Regions from separate parts of the Mus musculus genome. Here region 2 is linked to region 1. A link is a loop called in an ENCODE intact Hi-C map of the cell type or tissue named here. Cell type or tissue: left cerebral cortex. All regions are shown on one strand. Region 1 holds the start of 1700034J05Rik (RIKEN cDNA 1700034J05 gene). Region 2 overlaps Ppfibp1 (PTPRF interacting protein, binding protein 1 (liprin beta 1)).

Region 1 (8,000 bases):
CAAAATGGAAGCATGGGATTTCAAAACATAAAGGAGGACATGCAGATATCGATCAAATTGTGGATGTTACCTGTAAGTAGTGTAACACGTTCCACCTCCAAACCATCCCAGCTTTAACGATGAGAATTAAACTTACTCTTAATCAAGTGTGCCATGCCTATGAGCTCCATGTTTCTCCACCCCCACGTACCAGCAGGCAGGCAGTCAAAATAATCACCCCAAAAATATATAATAAGAGCAGAAAAAGTCAGAATTAAGTGAGTTTTAATGCTGCTGGAATAAAGAAATGGCTGTAAAACAAAAATAAAAATGACAAGCTCTTTACAAAAAATATCACTGAGTTTTCTTGAAGCAACCCATGCCTGTCTTCATCTTGCCAAACATATGCCAATCCTTTTCCTACGAACTGTGCTGTTTAGTTAAATTTCCTCTAGTCCTTTCTAAATTAAGATGCACAAAAACTATGGATGAAAGAGACAGATGAGGAAGTGTGTACTCACTTTCACTCACCCACACATATTCCTGAGGTTTATGAAAATCACTAGCTTGTGCTAACTTATCCTTCTCTGAATTTGACAACTGACTTGCAAAACCCCATTTCCAGGACTAATTTAAGAAAATAGCTTAAATAAATGTTCACAGAAGGAACATACATTTGTTTGTGCAGGTTTGCAAGAATATTTTTAATTAAAATACAATCTATATGCAGCAAACGTTGTCCTTTTTAGGTGTACAGTCCAATAAACTCTGACAATGCATGCAGCCATGTAACCATGATTAAGGCTGTTGAGCCCTGTTGCTCAACAGAGGCACTATGAATGGTTACTAGCATGGGGCTTAGAACTGCACAGGCCCCAAACCATGTATGGTCTCATCAAAAATTTGGCTGAGAAAACGCAAAGAACTAAATCTTTTACATTTATTTTATGTGAAATTACAATATTTTATATGAATTACCTGAAGTACAACAAAAATAATTTTACCTGAGTCTTTCCTCTTTTTTGGAACTACTAGAAAATTAAAAGTTAATGATCTCACTTGTGCCTCAAATTGCCTTTTACTTGCAGATGGTTTTGACTTGGCAATTTGCAGGGAATACCACATCCTATTCCCAGTTCCAGGCAACTACCAATTACCTTGTATACCTGAAACATTTGATTCTAAGAGGTTTTAAAATACTTCCATTAAAATATCTACCCTGAACCTTGTAATTTTTCTTAAACATTTTGTAGAGGTTTTAAAAATAATTTTTAACATTCGTTTTTAACTTCACAAGAGTTTGAAAAGACTCATCTATAATAGTATTTGTTAATCAATATCATTTTCATTAACTGGCCTCGAATGCACTTGGGGCAATAAGTTGTCTTCCGAGGGACGTGCACAGTGGTCCTCAAATGAATGGAGGCCATTGTGCACACACACAACAGCATCTATTCACACATGCTGCGGTAGATCTGAGCCAGAGGTGGGGAACCTCCGAGAGCTTAACTTAGCCTCAGGAAGTGGAGAGAAAGCTTTATCTGTGCTCACAGGCTGAGTAGACACGCACAGCACTGAGCCAGCCGATGTGGGAGGAGAGCAGGAGAAGGGTGTTCTGGCCCGCTAGCCGGCCTGTGAGGGAGGACTCTGTGATGCCCGATGATAACAGCCAGAGACAGGCAGAGCCAGTCAACTGCATCCTGTCCGACTCATCCCAGCCCCGTCTGCTCCCTGTCTGCTTTCTTCCAGGCCCCTTCCAACTAATCTGAAAAGAATTATTATTTATAACAGGCATTCATTCTGCCTGCTGCTATTCATAGTCATCTTCACTTACTCTAGATTCTTTTTACCATCTGTCTGATTTTCCAAAACACAATAAACACTCTAGGTAGACTTTCTGCCACTGTATTTCTATGGTACAGGAGACTGCAGAGAGTCTCCCATAGGCTAGTCAAGAGCTCTACCACTGAGCCACACCCACAGCCCCGAGCCCCACTTTCTATTAGGTTAACTTGGCTCTGCCTCTAGGTTAGGTTCCTTCTCAGCAGTCAACTTTGAGCATGTCTGCCCTCCCCTCTCTTCTCACCCATCTCCACCTTTTCCTTCACAGTGCCCTGAGGACTAGAAGAACAAGAATCATCTGAATGTCTGAATTTTAAGCATTTTGCTATTAGTCTCCTAAGAAGACCTCAGCTTGTTTCTTGGGAAGCCTACATCCTATCATCCCTTCAAACTTTTTTTTTTTGTCTTTTGGTAAAACCATTGCACCCAAATTATAATGTAGCCAAAGGGAGAACTGTTGGCCATCAACAGTGTCCACAGTTTCTAAACACAGCAAGTGGCACTCACCTCACCCTCCTAGCCAAAGGATTCCCACTGGGTCTTTTGAATGTACTCAGGGGGGATGGTTTCTACCATGGCTCCCTTGCTAGACTGGGTTCCTTTACTATGACCCCCATAGTCAGGTTAGGTTCCCAGCATCCACATCAGGAGACTCACAACCATCTGTAACTCTAGTTACAGAGGACCCAAGGCTCTGGCATCTATGTGGTGTACATACACAGACACACATACATGAAATCATTAATTAGTTAGTTAATTAATTCCTGCTACAAGTGGCAGAACATAGGGTCTGAAACTTGTTAGGCACTCAACTGTCCGGTGTGTGTGTGTGTGTGTGTGTGTGTATGAGGTATTTCTGATATAAACTAAGACAAGAGGATACCAGCCTGAGCTACATTCAATCTTCTTGCTTTGGTCTCCCAAGAGCTAGATTACAGATATATACTATATGGTCATCATTCATTAATTTCAAAAGCAGCAAAATAAGTAGGTAGCCTGCATTCTCTAGAGACACAGAAACAACAGGAAATTTTAATGTATAAAAAGAGACTAGTTACAAAGAATTGCTGAGAAGTTCCAAGATCTGCCCCCTGTAATCTACAGACCTAGCATGGCAGTGGAAACCTAAGTATGACATGTAGCAGACTAATGTGCAATCTTGGGGGATGGAAATCTTGGGGGATGGAAATGAGGGAAAATGTGAGAAAGATCTCATGGAACTGACTGATTCTAATGAAGAGAGTGCAGCCTACTATTGTATGTGCTCAGAATACTCTGAAACTGAAGGGACAGATCCTGTCCCTTTACATAATTCTGACCATAACTTGGTTCCTTTGTTGCCATGGTAACCAACAGTCTTGGAACACAAACTTCTCAGAAGCAGTTGGGCTTTACATCACTGAGACATGGGCTCTGAAGGGTTTCTGACTCCATCACTTTGTCTCCACTGCTGGAAGCGCCTGTCTCATCTGGGCAGCCCTCAGATCAGGGCATGACAAAGGCATGAGCATGTGTGTGAGTGTGAGTGTGTGGTCTTCCAGGTTTGCTTACAGGGAGATTATGGAAAATGCAGAATAAACATGCCATCAGATGGTGGGAAGATGGGTGCTCAAATGACAGTCACCTTTCTGGAAAGCATTCTGGTATCAATTATTATGTCTATATATTTATGATCTTTGGTCCACTAACTCCATGGATCATGGTATGGTCTTAAGTAACCTAGTGATCATTAATCAGCCAAGTTATTGAGTATCAGTAGGTGACACCTAAGGCTATTTAATAAGAAAGTAGTTAAGAATATTAGAATAGCCATAGGTTATTATAAACTTGATAATAAGTTTCTATTGATGTGAGAACCACATGTATTTGGATATGTGTGTATATGTACATATGCGCACAGATATACATATATACTAAGAAATTAGTTACCTTGACCTCAGAAGAGTGGACTGAAAACATACTTGACTCTAGTCACACTTCCCTGTCATTTTCAAATTCTCCTTTTTGTTTATAAGCTCTCTCAGCTACTGTCAAACAAATAAGAGGCACAAAGAAGAGATGCCAGAGTGTTTTTGTCTTTACAGAGGCAGAAAGTACAAAAGGGTGGACTATACAGAGTGGAAGGAATAGTTTCAATAAGAAAAAGGAATGGGTCATATAACTTCCCCCCATAATATCATTTACTAATTTTTTTCTTCTGAAGTTTCCAGAATCAAGGAAAACTTGAGATTGGACACTCTCAGCACCATGACAACCTCACCCTCCAGCAGTGACTACAGTAGCACAGAGGATTCTATTTATGAATGCAAGTCCAACCAGAGCGCCTCGGTGGGCTACTACCCCTCTGAGAACACCTTTTCCTATGAGGACCTGGTCTCCCGTGAGGAGACAGCCTCTGTGGATTCTTTGGTCCATTTCCTCCCTCCTGTCCAAAGCACCTGGAGGACAGAGAGTTTAAGGAGACTCTTCAGGAAACGAGATCAGGTGGAGCATGACCCAGAGCAGTTCAGCAAGCTAAGCATCACACTGGCCTGGGATATCGATGTGGACTCTAACCATGCAGACTCTCTTGCTAATCTGGATCTAAATGCCCATAGCCAGTGGATGGATAAGTGGCCAGAAGACAAGACAAAACTGACTCCCTGCAAACTGTATAACCTAGTACAGAAACTTGAGACATTTCTAGGAAAAGAAAAAGGTGGCCAGCATGACGGCTGTGTGCTCCCTGAATCTACTCAGAAGGAAGATGTCCACCTCAACAGCACTACCCCTCCACATACTGCTCAGGTCAGTCCTAAAGAACGTGATGTTTGTCAAGACTTGTCCAAGCAAAGATCCCTGGAAAATGAAGATATCTGTCAGGTGCTAGAGGATCCTCCAAGGTTACTGAAAGACGAAGTTGTGGTGAGCACAGAGATGCATGCCTCCCAGGAGAGCAAGGGGCAGGACTGGGGAAGACAAGGTTGGACAGTGGAGCCTCACTCTCACTACCTGCTGTGAGGCAAGGTGGGCCCCAGGAGACTAGGACAGGGGGGAAGATAACAGTAAGGAGAGGAGATGGGGCACTGTAGGAAAGATACTACAGAGCACAGAGGGAGGGAAGAGGGGTAGGCACAGCAACCCTCAACCACAACCACATAAAAATGGAAGTGTGTGTTCTAGTCAGTTTGTCTCGAAACTTTGCTATATTTGGGCTATTTGGGCAAATGGGCTTGGGTTCTATAAAGGAGTAGACAGCAGGCCCACTGATTTTGACACTACATGCATCTAACTCATCCTGTTTTCTCAGCAGGAGATAAGACAGGCATCTGAGAGCTCCTTGGAAACCTCCTCCGTGTCATCCCCTCAGCCAGAGGGTGCTTCCCGCTCACACAACATATTCTGTATGAACTTTCGGTGGGTCTTCCAATGGCTGCGGACACAAATCTTCTCCCGATGGAGGAGACAGCGCCCTAGCCAGGCTACCAACACCTGGCACCAGAAAGCAGTGAGAAATATACATTCTCTCAGAAGCAACAGAATCCAACCCCAAGAATGACACAGGAATGAGTTCACCTGACAGCCCCAGAGTTTTAAACCTTTGAAGCCTCTTGTTCAAAAATTCCTAAGAGGTATGTGTCCTCTCTTCCACCTCACAGCTGAGGAAATCAATACCTGGAGTACACAGTGGGAGTTTCCAATCTTCACATTCCTTCTGAACAAGCCACTTATTACAACCAGGGAACAAGTGTACCTGAAGTAGTCTGGTATCCTGGACCACCAGAACTGCTGTCTTGATGTTGGACCCTCGACTAAGGAGTGGCTCCAAACAGTCTCAGTGCCCACTGGAAGCACAACCTAAGCCACCCCACCATGGCGGGAGGCTGGTGGGATATATACTGCCTTCTGGAAATGAGGGTTTGCATAATGAAAGAGTAAAACACACATAAACAAAATGGAGGCAAAAAGAAGGAGGGAGAGGGGATGCTATTCTTTTAGGAAGCAGCATACTACCTAAGTTTACCAAGAGTTAATTCAGCCTTCTGAATTCAACAAGCATATTTTCAGCCTGAGTCAAAGTAATTTGCTTGGAGAAGACACACATAAGAGAGATCTGTGTTTACTGGGGAAAAAGACGTGGGGATTGTTGAGCAGGGGTTCCCATCTCCCCCAAGACTATACTGAAGAAAAAGCCCAATTCTTTAGTAAGATTTCTGGTTTCTGCCTACTCCTTTTAACCTCTGGAATGCGGCAATAGGAAGTATTCAAGCATAGCTCGTTCATTCTAGTGTCCAATGCATTATCCAACCAAAGCAGGTCCTCTAAGCCTCACATGTGGGGAAGGGGTGAGGCTAGTGAGTACCAAAAGGGATGCGTGGGAGCTGGAGGGCCACTGGGGTGTTGGGGGTAAGAATTTTACTGAACCTTTAAGTCTCCTGTAGAATTACTATAATTGTCAGGCACATATTAATCTCATTAATCAATAAATTCTGGGATCTATTTAACCTCATGACTGAAAATGTAAAACCATTCTTTAAAGTGTATCTCATCCTTGAAGGGAAGGCTCAGTTGCTTGAATTATCTGGGTGAGTATAACTTACACAATCATATTCTGGAATTCATAATACTGTAAATATAGGATACAGCAAAATAATTTATCAAACTTAGAAGTTATTCAGCTCTCTGCAAATGCTAACGCTAATGCATTATAGACCAACCATGAAAAGAACCCTGCTACGGGGTTTGGGGTGATATATCAGTAAACAAGGGTAAAATCTTTTTTTCCCAAGACTTTAAGAATACAAGACAAATTCATAGTTCAAGGCAGATATGAGTTCAAGTCTATTTAGACACAAGAACATCTTCCAGGCACTTTTAGTTCTAGCACTTGGGAGACAGAAGCAATCAGATCTCTGTGAGTTTGAGACCAGCCTGGTTTACATACCAAGCTTCAGAATAGCCAAGGTTACAGAGAGAGACCCTGTTTCAAATTCCCTCATAAGACAGGAGAATAAAAATGAAGTAAATGCTAAATGAATTCCTAGAGAATGCTAAGGCTCTAAATTCAATATTAAAGAAGGATGTAGTTAGGAGAAATAATCAATTGCTTCAAATGTGAACTGCAAGTGAAGAATTAATTTACACAGCACACATGGTGTCTAATTTCAGGATGACAGGTGGGGTTTATGTTGCACTGCCTGCCAGGAGTCTTTTCCTGCTACCCCCTAACTCCCCAGCAAACAGAACAATGGTCAGCTTTCAGAAGAAACAAAATCCCTATCAGATAACACTGCTGAATGAGCCCGTCTTCAGCAGAGTGGGTGCAAAAGCCCTTGGATAAATTCCCTGAAAGATTATTAGTCCAGATCAAGAAGTTCCCTTGCTAAACAATTTCCGTCTTATCCCACATTTCAAACGAACCTCATGGATTTAATACCCTTTTATTTCAGTACAGTATGCTTGATTAAAAAAAAACTACCTCCAAGGCACGGAGGGCATCTCTCCAGTTTGTGGCTTTTGAAAGAACACTAATCTCATTACCACAGCATTATCTGTTCAGAAGGGAATAAGAATGGTAATTGACTTGCATACTCCTTGTCTACCTCAATATCTATTATTTTAAGTTTAAAAAAAAAATCCTCTAAAATACAAAGAGCAGCCACTCCCCCTCTTCCCTGACCATTATAAAACTTCCCTCGTAAGCCCACGCTCAAAGAACAGGCGGCATGTCAGATGCACCCATGGGCTCTGACTTTGGGATCTTACGTTTTCCCAAACAGGAGAGTTTATCAGTAAAGTGGCATCAGAATATTTGTACCATTATTGCAACACAGCAATTTCATTCACATAAGGACCAGAAATAGACACTGAATCCACTGTGTAAAGGACTGTCAGGAAACAGTATTTGGAGGTAGTCCAACAGTCACTCCACGGGTAGAAAGCAGCCTACACCTTCAAGAGAAGCAGCGTAGACTGGCCGGCAATGTTCAACCTGAATCTCACCACAAGGACTGCAGTAGTCAGATAAATCTTAGATTGCAGAACATTCTACTAGACACTCTCTGGAACTAAACATGTTAGGATCACAAAACACAAAATAACTTTTTTTAATTGAAAAAGACAGAGAGACATGGCAGGTTATAATGGAGACCACAGAGAGAGAGACATGAGGCCAGCTGCTATTCATGATCTCCAACTGA
Region 2 (8,000 bases), 45 kb after region 1:
TCAGGGCCCTTTCTTAGTGGCCTGTTCCTGTCACTGAAGGTTAAAATCTGCAGACAAGAATTACTCTCTCTGTAACTCCTAGGTCCTTAGTTCATAGGCAATCCATCACTCCTGGAAGGCTGTCACAGAACACAGGGCTGCTGAAGAGCTCTTCCAGTTCTAGTGACTTTTCTGACATTTGTCAAAGAACACAGTAATTCCACCCAGGGAACTCTGAACAGGGCACTCATGAAGTCACAGGTTATCCAGCCCAGCAGCCAGTGTCCTTTAGGCTCTAGACGGATGTCAGCCAGCAAACCAGGAAAGGCTACGGGAGAATCAGAGCCTGACACCAGGCAACATTCACCAGAGTACAGGTGAGTGCTGTGGTACCCGGTGCGCAATGATAGAGACAGCACCACTGAGGGCCAGCAGAAGCATCAGCCTAGTCTTTCCACTGTCTTCTTATCATCCCCAAACTGTGTTCATAGCTACCTTCAATCCACCACTGTCTCTACCACAGGCAAGGACTAGAAAAGCAAGGCAGTTAATTTCCCTTTTATTCAAATTAATTGAGAGACAAAGACTCTAGGCCTGGCCATTCTTCAGTCAGGCTCCTGAGCCTTCTCCTAGGCACATCTGTGCAATTCCTTCATTGCGCTAGGAAGTGGAAAGATCTAAATTATAAATAAAGCCAATTCCTTCGTGCTAAGCCAGCGTAGGAGACCTGGGACTAGGAGTGGTCTGTAATGTAGGGCAAGTGTGACTATTTTTGTCAGTGTGTTTACTAGGATGTAGAAGCAAAAATACCCATTAGTTAAGGTTCCAACCCCCATTTGGGTATCCTGCCTGACCCCAATATAAATCTAAATTATGTGTCCATACGGAACTGTGGCGATCCCTCACCAGAACATACACTTCTAGAACCCAAACCAAGTCTGTCCTGCAGATAAATAAGCCTGTCTATCATGGTACAGAATTTACATTTAGTACTAGCTTTATGACCTTGTCCCAAGATTAGGTTGGTAGTCTGTGTGTCTGTTTCTCTTTTGAAAATGGGACTAAACCAATCTAGAGACTGGAGAAACAACTCAGCACTCAAGAATGCTTGCTGTTGGGCTGGAAAGATGCCTCAGCGGCCACTCGTCCAAATAACCCAGGTTCAATTCCCAACACCCACATGGCAGCTTACAACTGTCTATTACCCCAGCTCTAGGAAATCTGGCATCCTCACACAGACATACATGCAGTCAAAATATCAAAGCACATAAAAAGTAAATGTAAAAAATCTTCAAACAAACAAACAAACAAAACAACCAATCCATTAACCCTGGAAATGTTTGGCTAACATGTTTGAGTATGCAGAAACCCTGGTTGGAGTGAATTTTTTTTTCCAAAGATCAGAAGTTAAATATATGACCCTTCAGGTCCCTCTAACAGGACAATATTCATGAAGACCCAACACCCTTTATAAGGACCTGCCCCTGATTTAACTACTACTCAAAGCTTAGGTTACTAACCAGCCCCCATGTTGGGCCCTTAAAGTCTCAGTATTTGGCAACAGCTGAACTCTGGCTTAAAGTCTATACATTGGGGTCTGGGAGGATAGGAAAGTACATTTCACAGATTCAACCACTACACCTCTTAGTGTGTAAAAATAAAAACCATGAGTGTTTATTTGTTACAATCAGCTAACTCTTTCAGACTAACCTATTTTCCTGAGGTCCAGGCACCTAAGTCGGCCTGGCTGACAGCTTGCCCTTAACCATTACACCCTACCTCCTAGAGACATTATGCAATATCAGCTTAAAGAAGGCAGCTCTCTCCCACACTTTGAGGTCCCACCCTCAAACAGCCAAGAGCATTCTCCCCAGAGAGTGTGTCAAACCTTCCGACTGCAGGAGAATGAGGCCAAGGTGGGGTAAGAGGGTGGTGTGGTGTTGTGTGGAGTGAGTGAGAGTTTCCAGTGGTTTCCAAGCCCAACTGGCCCTGCCTCGTTCCTGAGGTGCAGCCAGTCCCATGGAGAAGGTTTTTCCTTTGGCCTTTTCCCCTTCTTGTCCTGATTGACTTCTCAGGTGTGAAGGCAACACTGAAAATTCCTTCTGGTCTAGCTCTTCTTGATAGACTTTTTTAAAAATTCTGGGTTTTCAGAAGTTTTTCTCCCAACACCAGTCATCTCTCTCTGCACAGCACCATGATTCATGCCAGGAATCTCTTCTTTCATCCTCTGCAGACATGAGTCACAATGAAAAGGCACAGCTGGAGATTCCTCATCTGAGCTGGACAAGAGGTCGTGGTCTACCTCAGGCAGGCGGGTAGGCACATGTGTACAGGCATGTTCAAAAGACCAAATAAGACTCCAAAGGCTCTAGGGCTCACACAAAAGAATCCAAGTCTTCTTGAACAGCACACATACCCATCAGAGAGGGATCTTCTGTCTTTCTACCACCAAGCAATCATAGTGCTCAAATTTTCCTTTTCATCTGAGGAAAACTTGAACTTCTAATTCTTTATTTGTCTCTTATTTTTAGCAAACACAGTAAAACGGTGGCAGATCAGCCATTTCATATCCCAACAATCCAACTGCCAACATCCCTTTAAGAGGTTTAAAAATGGGTATTTTTTTTTTGTACAAAACCTGTCACTATGGCAACTTGAATCTGCTCAGTTTCTGAATAGAGAACAGTGAACTATTTATTTATCTTTCCACTACAAACATCATGGAAACAGGTTGGTAACATTTTCCTCCACCTGGCACTACAGAGCTCCAGCCTCATTGTGTCAAAGAAAAGGTGACAAAGCTGTCCAGAGATTGAGGGAGGCTTTCTCAGAAGCCAGTATGTATACACACACACTCACACACACATACACATCAACACACCAGCACACAATAACATACTACCACTTTGGCCGTGTGCCAAGGACAAATCACCAAGATTCCCCATCTCTAGACCTACAGGACACCTAACCTATTGATACATTAGATGAACAGAACCTATAACCCCTTCACTTCCCAGAAGACAGAAAAGCATATGTGTGTTCACTTCTGCAGATAGACTCACTCTGGGCTCAGGAAAGAGCTTGGGCATGATTATCTATGTATGACTTTGGCTTTGTTCACTCACACCACAAACCATGACTGACAGTTTCAGAAATTTGCTGAACACAACGGGTTTTGGGAAATGCCAGGAACTGACTGACTCCTTTTTAACCACAGCAGACTAACTTTATCTTCTGGCAAGAGAACTCTGTTCTAGTTTGAATCTGGAATGTCCCTCCCAAGTTCGTGCTTTTAAGACTTGGTCCCCTGCTGGTCTGTGTTTAGGGGACACTGTAGAACTCTGGGAATGTAGCCCACTAGGAGGAAGGCTTAGAAGGCTGCATCTGACTCCACCTAGCTCTTTTCTTCCTGGTCTAGCCACTATGTGAGGAACTTGACCACACTTGCACCACGAAGCCCCTGTGCATGAAGGACTGAGCCCTCTGAAACTGTAATCCACAGCAACCTCTTCTCCCTTAAATTGTTTCTGTCAGGGTTTGTCACAGTGACAAAAGAAACAACCAAAACAAACTCATAAATCCCAAACCTTAGCCATGACTAAAATATCCTAGCATGGATTTAGAATATCAATAGGAGATACAATCCCTTCCATTTGTCCTCCAACCTCCAATGCACCTGGATGGATGGATGGATGGATGGATGGATGGATGGATGGATGGATGGATAGAAGATAGATAGATAGATAGATAGATAGATAGATAGATAGATAGATAGATAGATAGAAGCTTTTTACAAAAATCCATTAACCCTGGAAATGTTTGGCCACAAAGTTCTGGGTTGATATTTTGTGTGCCTTGCCTGCTTGTTCGCCTTTTGTGATGATGACCCACCAGCTCTGTAAGTGCAACACAGGTTGTTTCAGAAACTATTGTACTTATATATTTAGAGAATTAATATTCTGATCATGCAGCAATTCACACTTGGGGAAAATTATTCAATTTGGAATCAGCCATTTCAGAAATCCAGAAGCTAGGCCCCACTACACCACAATCAGGCATATGTATCACCAAGCATCATGTGAACTTCCAAGAAGCCACAGGCCTGCTGTTTAATAATTAACAAGGAGGTTATGATCCCCCCCTTCATTTGGCTACAGGGTCCAAATTTCCCAACCTGGCAGATAAAGTGTCTTGCCACATCTACACTTGTGTTTGATTCCTAACAGACACACAGCGTAACTCCACTTGACACCCACTTTGGAGCTTCTAGGCAATCTAAGTCTGGAGAATTATTTTAAATTGTGCTGAGGACACTACAAGCTCCCTCAAAAGTCTCATGAAGGCTGAAATTTTAAAAACACTTGTTAGGTGGCCATTCAATTAAAAACTACAAATAATTAGCAGTCAGCTCTGACCACTTTCTGAACACCAACCGAAGCTAGTAAACAACCACAGGAGTTAAGTGATGTACAGGAGTACAGCAAGGTCACAAGTCAGGACAGTAAGACCTATCTTAACTAATAATATGCACATCACAACATCACATGGCGCTATGAACTGACACTCGTACAAAGGGTGCCCAAACTGGCACTGTCAACCCCACCCTCACACCCCAGTAGACTCACCCTGCTAAGCTACCTGTCAAGAACTTCTCTATCTTAAGTATACACTGAACTTGGAACAGCATTCCAAATCTTTACTAACAAGAACAAAGGTTTGGGGTTGATACTGATGACATGGTAGTAATTTTTGTAATCCCCCAAGAGACCAGACAGGGGAGGGGCTGCAGCAGGACTTGGGAGCTCCTATACTGCTTTGCACGGTAAGCTGCATCTTCTTTCAGAAAACCCTAAGAGGCTGGCTGGGATCCATACAGGCTAAGGGTATGAGACAAAAGGAAACTTGTCACAGCACCAGGAGTCAGAGGGAAAGCAATGACTACTTCCTATTACTGCAAGATTGGGGTGGTCAGGTTGTTTAAAGGGAAGAAAATATACTTCAAATGAAAACTTAGCCTAACCGTACAATTCTGTCTAATGTTTGTCAGCATTTTTACATCTGATCTCATTTTTTAGCCTGAAAGCCCTCCTATGAAAGCTGGCCTGGAATTATCATACTCAGTCTACAACTGGCAGCATGGCTTGTCCAAGACCACAAAGCTTATCAACATTGGGGTCAGACTGCCAGAATCTTGGTGTGGGAGTTTTCCTTATAGTAATAATTATCATCGTCATCATTCTTGAGATTGTAATTACATCATTTCACCTTCCCTTTCCTCCCTCCAAAGACTCAGAGTTTTTAATCTGTCCAGTTCCAATTTGTCTAAGTATTTTTTCAAACTTGTATACAAAACCCCTGAAAGTCTGGCTCCCCCTACTTCTCTCCCTCCCACCTTCATGCTACAGACCAGTATTTCATAAAGACAGGGACTGTTAATGGCACATAATCCTGGGGCAGAGCCAATCCCCCACCTGCCTCTCTGACTCTAAATAATCCAGATCTTCTGTTGTTGATAACAAACCACAACTTCCAAAGTACAGATGACAGAGGTTGGAAGGGTCAAGTTCACCACAATGAGCTTCACTCACCAATGCACTTCATGTCAAATGCATATATGCGGAGGGAAGTAGACACGACACTTTAAACAGCTCACAGACTCCTTAGTCATAGTAACTTAGAAAAGACTGTCCCTGGTCATTGGGTGCTGTCTGCTGTTATCTGAGGCCCTTGCAGGATTTACTCATGCCAACTTGGCATTCTCTTTCTGCAATAAAAGATGCTGGGACACAGGAAGTCAGAAGGGGATCTTCATGCCATCAACAGAGACTCAGCTAAGGCAAACACTAATGGAAGCTAATCACTCCATTAACTCCATCAGCCAAGCAGCCAATAAAACACAAAACAGCTGGCACGCTCCACTCCTGCATGCACCACCCCTGCCTTGTTTCAAAGGGCTGGAGCCAACATGACTTCAAGTGACTACTAGCACAGAGCTGCCTGCTGGGTTCCTATCTCAAGATCATGAACCACTCTCTCCAGTCCTTCAGGGCCATCAATAAATAGTCAGATCAGTATCAGTCTTATTCTTCCTTTCTCTCCTCATCAATTTCAACTTTCCTCACTGTTACTTCCACTTCTACCTCCGTCCCCAAATATCCACTCTAACTTCCAGTCAAACTGCAAGACTGGAATTTTAGTGAAACAGTTCCAACTGGCCAATGGCACAACATTTTACAATGTTCAAGCCTCAGTCTGCAGCAGTCCCAAGATTTGGCCAATGACCCCTGAGCATTAAACATGTAAGGGAATGTAGAAATCACACCAATTTACATAATCACTGATGCTTACTGTATCTATGTCTTACCTATGGAATGTACATGCCCTAAATTATATTATAATTCTAATTTATGAACTTATATGTATTACATGAGGAAAATTTCCCATATCCTCTCCATTCCTACCAAGATGCAGGAAAGAAGATGAGAAAACCACACAATAGATCCAAGCTCCAAGATCCAAACCAAGGCTGTCAGTCACCAGCTCAGAAGCTCTTTCCTGTAATTATAACTCACTTTCTATTCAAATACTGAGTTAATTCACTGCTGAAGTGTAACCACAAGGCTGAAGATGACTCTTTTAGAGAACACAGGTTCACTTCTCAGCACATACATAACAGCTCACAACTATCAATAACTATGTTTCAGGAGATCCAATGCCCTCTTCTGGCCTTTTTGGACATCAGAATACATGTGATATACAGACATGTATGCAGGCAAAACACCCATACACATAAAATAATAATAAAAAAATTTTTTAATTAAACACAATCATGGCTTCAGGGACTAAAATTAAATAAATAGAGCATAAAGGGGATTCCCAATGAATGTCTTTCTTTAACTCTGCAGAATAAAAAGCATATTGGCTTAGAATTCTGAAAGCATAAACTATTTGGCTTAATTCATTAACATGCAAAGCCTGAACATACACACAATAGAAGTTAAATGACAAGATAACCTCATGTGGAATTCTTCATGCAGAGACTTCCTATTAGTGCCGTTCTCTTAGGTCATAAGGGCTTAGCACCAGCACCAACCAAACCTGACTTCTACACAGCATGATAACTTAAGCTTGATATTCTTTTCTCATGATTCTGTTAATAAAGCATGGAAAAGTAACAACTCTTTAAAGGATGCCAAAACTCTTAGCTATGTGCAAAGGAATGACTGAGCTATCACCCTTCGCAAGAGCTGTGTTTCACGTGAATAAACAGACAAAACACACTTTGCCTTGACTATGAGCACAGTCCTAAGTTCATGATGAACTCAACAAAACAGAAAGACCTGTGAGGAGCAGGTAACTTATCCACAATAGAAAGGGGGAAAAAAAAAAAAGCACTGAACAGGGAAATTTTCTCACATCTAAATAAAATATTTGAAAAAGAAAAGAAAAGAAGAAAAAAGAAAAATTCACTTATCAGATATTCTAAAACTTTTGAACAAAAAAGAAAAGTTGCATTTTTTTTAAATTGAGAACTAAGACATAATCTGCTGAACTCCCACAGAAAATGAGCCACGTATTATGATAGGCATCTCAATTTAATCCAACAATCCTAAAAAGCAAAGTTATTTCATGCTACTGATGAGAAGACAGAGCTCGGGGTGGGTAAGGAACAGAACTGTAATCCTAAAACAAGAGCACCCTTGAATAGAATCCTATTCTATCCAAGGTACAACTGATTCCAAAACCTAAGATATTGGAAGCTGCACACTACCTACTAGTTCCACCAAGGAATTCAGGACCCTGACTACAGTGACAGGGCTGCTCCTAAGTGGAGCCCATCAGCCCTGGAGTCAGAAGCTCTGTTTTAACAACACTTCCATTGAGTGATGGTTTCCTCCCAAATTAATGGAGATGAAGATGGTATTTAACCTCATAACATTGAGGTAAGAAGCAGCTATAAAAGCCGCAGTGAAAGGCCTTACCAAAACAGCCAAGTGTTCCATAATGTTACCTCATCTTCA

What was found. Peaks named below come from ENCODE experiments on the same cell type or tissue, not always from the same donor. Only the 100,000 strongest peaks of a DNase experiment are listed, where the experiment ranks them.
Region 2: it touches region 1 in a loop (2.3-fold over the local background); 4 of 42 quality-filtered maps call a loop at or near these places.

Annotation. Positions count from the first base shown.
Region 1 is chr6:146,949,611-146,957,610 of GRCm38, reverse strand. All of the region lies in intron 2 of Ppfibp1 (PTPRF interacting protein, binding protein 1 (liprin beta 1)), which reads right to left. It overlaps 1700034J05Rik (RIKEN cDNA 1700034J05 gene), which reads left to right and starts at 3,190. Exons shown (of 3, transcript NM_001164236.1): 1 at 3,190-3,322; 2 at 4,025-4,725; 3 at 5,114-6,310. The coding sequence starts at 4,069. The coding sequence ends at 5,359. In left cerebral cortex, a CTCF peak has its summit at 7,823; DNase peaks (open chromatin) are centred at 1,595, 3,159, 5,139, 7,739 and 1 more place; H3K27ac peaks cover 1,328 bases.
Region 2 is chr6:146,904,122-146,912,121 of GRCm38, reverse strand. The region is part of intron 1 of Ppfibp1 (PTPRF interacting protein, binding protein 1 (liprin beta 1)); the gene reads right to left. Among named protein-coding and RNA genes, the nearest start is that of Ppfibp1, 20 kb to the right of the region's middle. In left cerebral cortex, no CTCF peak of the experiment used is centred here; DNase peaks (open chromatin) are centred at 692, 2,224, 2,594 and 3,123; H3K27ac peaks cover 1,337 bases.